Linked DNA regions of Mus musculus: region 1 is linked to region 2. The links are chromatin loops, found by intact Hi-C in ENCODE. Cell type or tissue: left cerebral cortex. All regions are shown on one strand.

The links. A loop is a pair of places that touch in the nucleus more often than their neighbours do. Peaks named below come from ENCODE experiments on the same cell type or tissue, not always from the same donor. Only the 100,000 strongest peaks of a DNase experiment are listed, where the experiment ranks them.
Region 1: a loop joins it to region 2, with 8 times the contacts of the local background. A loop is called at or near these places in 5 of 42 quality-filtered maps.

Annotation. Positions count from the first base shown.
Region 1 is chr3:51,884,386-51,886,885 of GRCm38, reverse strand. The region is part of intron 1 of Maml3 (mastermind like transcriptional coactivator 3); the gene reads left to right. Among named protein-coding and RNA genes, the nearest start is that of Gm46803, 180 kb to the right of the region's middle. In left cerebral cortex, no CTCF peak of the experiment used is centred here; DNase peaks (open chromatin) are centred at 791 and 1,191; H3K27ac peaks cover 1,305 bases.
Region 2 is chr3:52,006,657-52,009,156 of GRCm38, reverse strand. All of the region lies in intron 1 of Maml3 (mastermind like transcriptional coactivator 3), which reads left to right. Among named protein-coding and RNA genes, the nearest start is that of Maml3, 97 kb to the left of the region's middle. In left cerebral cortex, a CTCF peak has its summit at 1,295; DNase peaks (open chromatin) are centred at 1,297 and 2,061; H3K4me3 peaks cover 1,219 bases; H3K27ac peaks cover 1,647 bases.

The DNA.
Region 1 (2,500 bases), 120 kb after region 2:
TTTCCAAATCTGATTTGTGAAGACCCTTTGATCTGACTTAAAGGCAATATTTTTAAAGATTTATTTTCATTACTTATGTTACGTGTGAGACTGTATGAATGTGTATGGACAAATGAGCATAGATGCCCTTAGAGATCAGAAGAGGGTGTCACAGCCCCGGGAGCTGGCAGTGGTGAGCCACCTGACATGAGTTCTGGAAACTGAGGTCTTGCCCTCCCCCAAAGCAGTGGACACTCTTAACTGACTTAATGTCATCATTAGAAGCTGTTTGTGTTCTTTAAGGATAAACAACTTGCCTCAGATTGGGCATTAGTCTGTTAGGTACAGGAGTTCTTGCAATGAGCATTTTAAAATTAATGTATTTGATAATCACAATCAAGTTTATTTGAGTTTAAAAAAAAATAGTCATGGCATGCAAATACTGCTGAGGAACAAATTTAACAAGGCTCTTTTTTTTTTCTTCCAGTGTGGCCTCTATGGTAAAAAATAGTAAAATGTGACCTTCTAGGTCTTAAAATCCATTATTCTTTTGACCTTGAGGCTTTGATGCAAAAAGCAAGAATAACAAGAGGAGAATCAGAAAATGGCTTCCTGTCAGAAAAGCACACTCTCTGTTGTTTACACACGTCGGCTTTATTGAGCTTAATTCCATCAAGCTAACAAAATGGAGAAGCAATAGTTACAGCAAACGAGGCTTCCAAGGCTTAAGCTCTTGCAGCAGGTCCCAGTGTGGACTGCACCACAGCCCACAGGAGCCTGGCCAAGTTCCTCCAGCCATTGCTTCCTCCTGCTCTGTCCTTTCCAGTGGCATGGCCAGGACCCAAGCCTGGATTTGCACGTCCCCAGCAATCATTTCCCAACATCTAAACACACCTCCCATAGTAGCTTCCTCTGAAAGGGAGAATGGAAGTCAAGTTTCACCCAAACTTCCTATGGAACACAAAAGGCCATAACATCCAAATCGCCCCTCTGAAGCACGGGGGCTACTGAGACAGCAGAATTGCCGTTGGAAGCAAAATGGGATGTAGTGATTGGTTGAAAAGAAAAAAAAAGTGAATTTCTAGCTCTTTTCAGGCTCTTGCCATGAGTAAAACTTGAAAATGAAATATCAGAAAATCCAAGATGAGATGGGCCTTAGATCTTCCATCCCCCTCCAATCCCCCGCCTTTCAGAGAGGCCGTATCTAAACCATCCCAGATGGCTGCTCTATTTTTAAAGAACTCCAGAGAAGGAGTCTCTCCCACCTCCTCAGTCACCCATCTCAGAATCTCTTGTTCCTTGCTCCCAGAATGTTTTTTTTTTGAGAGCCTTCAGCAGTGGTGGGGACGGGGAGATTGTCTTAGGGACCCTTGGGGGATTTTACCCCAGGGTGCAGGGGAGGAAACTGTGGCTTCGGGCAGTGTCTCTCTCTCTTCACTGAAAGAATTCTCTCTAATCTTAGGATTTCAGTTTTGTGAAGGAGCTTCTTGAGGGTCATTCCAAAATTCTTGGGCTTGTGATCTGTATAGCACTTCCAAAAGGAGGAAGACTGAATACATATTCATGTTTAAGACCCAGGAGAAGAACATGTTTGGGGCTATACACAGCTTCCCCGGGAACAGACTTGTCCAGGAGACTGCTCATTCATTGTACCCTTTGTTTCTCCAGTCCATCCTGGAAACCACTCAGGGGTTGGCTGAGATTCGGCCGTCTAAGAAGTAACCAGGCAAGGTCACTACCACCGAGTCTACACTCCTGTGGAGAAGAAGGTGGCCCAAGGGGAGGAGTGACAGGCGAGGGGATTATACATCATGACAAGGGGCACCATGAAGATCAAACAGATGAAAGTGAGAGAAAGAGATGGCAGGGAGGCAGAGTGGCCAGGACAACCTCAATCCTGGGAGTCTGCCCCTCTGTACAGGCAGGGAACTGCAGAGTTAGCATAGGTCATAATTGTAAGAGAGCTTTGCTACAGGAGAGGGTGGGGCCAAAATGTGTAAAGCCAACCAGCATCTCCTAAGCCATGTGACAAATTTAACTTTGATGAATGTGAAAATCTGTAGAAATTTAGACGGAAAAGCGTGACCTGAATTTTTTTTTCTTTTTTTTGTTTTGGCTATTTGGGTTTTTTGTTTTTGTTTTTGCTTGTTTGTTTGTTTTTTTGGAGACAGGTCTTTCTGTGTAGCCCTGGCTGGCCTGGAACTCACTATCTAGACCAGCCTGGTCTTGTACTCACAGAGATCCCCCTGCCTCTGCTTCCCTAGTGCTGAGATGACTTGCAGAGGATAGACTGGAGAGGGTAAGGTGGGAATCGAAGTGGCCCATACATTAACTGAACTGAGGTATGTAGGAGGGTGGGGCCACCTCTGATAAAACCTTAGAAACTCGTAAGAGTGACAGGTGTGAGGCACATGCACTGGCCACGCCCAGGTACACCTGGCTTTAACAAAATGTGTAAAGCTCAAAACTTAGAGTCACTTTTCTCGTTTTCGAGTGATTTGCCTTGAGTGTCTGTTCCACA
Region 2 (2,500 bases):
GCAGGGAGACCTTCAGAGCTCATCCCAGCCTCCTCAAAATACCTCTTGAATCACAGAAGCAGCAAAGAGAAACCCAAAATCTCCCCCTACACACATACATACACACACCACATCACACACTACACACATACATACACACACCACATCACACACTACACACATACATACTCATACACACACCACACCACACCACACCACATCACACACTACACACATACATACACACACCACATCACACACTACACACATACATACTCATATACACACCACACCACACCACATCACACACTACACACATACATACACACACCACATCACACACTACACACATACATACTCATACACACACCACACCACACCACATCACACACTACACACATACATACACACACCACATCACACACTACACACATACATACTCATATACACACCACACCACACCACATCACACACTACACACATACATACACACACCACATCACACACTACACACATACATACTCATACACACACCACACCACACCACATCACACACTACACACATACATACATACACACACCACATCACACACTACACACATACATACTCATATACACACCACACCACACCACATCACACACTACACACATACATACTCATACACACACCACATCACACACACAGCCCAGGTCTTGTCTGTCTGTCTCTCTCTCTCTCTCACACACACACACACACACACAGCACAGCACACTTTACAGGATTGTCTTTCTCTTTTGCCATTTTCTACTCCAAAGGGCTAATTGTTGGCCACTATGATGGAATTTAGCACTTAGAAACAGCTACTGTGTTGATTAATTAAAAAAAAGAAAAGAAAAAGAAAAAAGAAAGAAAAAGAAAAGGAAGAAAGCCATGATTCCTACCTAGCCAATTGCCTTTTCAAGCACACCCAATTTTACTTGTCTTTTCTAGTAATACCCTAATGTGAGAATAAGACTGACTGAACTCACTGAGAGTTGTAGATTCACCCCTACCTCCCAGATAACCATCTTTCCATCCACCTCCCTTGCAGCACAGTAGAGTGTCCCTTAAAACAAAAACTATGTGTAGACCACCTAGGGTGATACAGACATGCTCATGGGACAGAGCTCGTGTCCGGTTTTTGCCTGGCTGGCTGTCTTTATCAGCCTGATGAAGCCTTGTTCTTGGGAGTACAATATGTTAAGCTAGATTGCTCTTTCTTCTCCCCTTCTGTCTCCCTTTTAAAGCATCGCACACTCCCTGGGCCAGGTGGCGTTGCTTCCTGCCTCCGCTGCTCGCTGCTCGCTGTTGCTAAGCGAGAGGCACCCGCTCGCACATGATGCTGAACCAATAGCGTCCTGACCCCCATTGGCTGGTAAAAGCCAAAGAAAGAGAATCCCACCGCGCCGCCTGTGACCGGTGGGTCCTCCTCCCCCTCCCACCTTTTCTCTTCCGACAGGAAGGGGCGGTGGCGGTGAGGGCGATGGGAGGAGGAAGGGGGAAGAAAGGATGGGGGAGGCGAATCCTACCACGTTCTGCCTTACTTGGGATAAATGCCATTTTTTTCTTCCTTTGTGAAGCAAAGGAACAGTGGCTTCCCCATGCAGATGCGCTTCTTCCCGTCCCGAAACTACCCCTGCTGTCAAAGCCCATAGTCGGAAAGAGCGGGTTGTTGACCTGCAGACCTGTGCTTTCTCTCTCTCTCTCTCTCTCTCTCTCTCTCTCTCTCTCTCTCTCTCTCTCTCTCTCTCTCTCTCTCTCTCTCTCTCGGAATAGGGCCAAGCAGTTAAGGTCCTCAGTTTTGGAGGCCCTGGGACCGTTCTGTCCTTTCTTCCTCCTCTTCACCCCTCTCCTTTCCTTTCTGTCTCACAATATCTTTTTTCCCAGAATGCAATTCATTGGAGTGTTAAAAATTAGCAGAGGGTGTTTTTACATCTTGTGAGGACACCGGCAGAACATTGGTGAGGGGGGGGGTGGTGGTGAAGGAAGCGGTATCCGTACAAAAGTCATTTTTAAAACTCCCCCATTAGGATTCTTAGTCCTTGGCAAATTCTAGTAAAGAACAAAATGGAAATGACAGGCGATCTTGACTGGCAAACTGCCAGTGTAGACAGCCAGTGGTAGGTTTGAGATTATATAGAGGAAATGACCTTTCTCCTATAATTACCTGGATATTTTGAGAAACATCGGACCCGAGTTACCTGGATAATTATAGCTTTGCAGATCTGACCTCGGGACAACACAGATTTCATGGAGAATGCTCTCTTTGGTGATGAAGGTGAGAGGCACCACTGCTTTTGCAGCCCAGGAACAAGACGCCCTCCTGTGTGCGCTGATAACTGCAAGTGTCCCCTGGCCTTTAGCAGACAGCATTAGGTTTCTTCTACCCTCTTCCTGGATTTGCCATTGGGGTGCACAGTCAAAAGGATGAAACCTGTTCCATTCCTCACTCGGGATCCCACAGAATAAAAGATCCTTCTCCCTCCCCATCTGCCTTTCCCA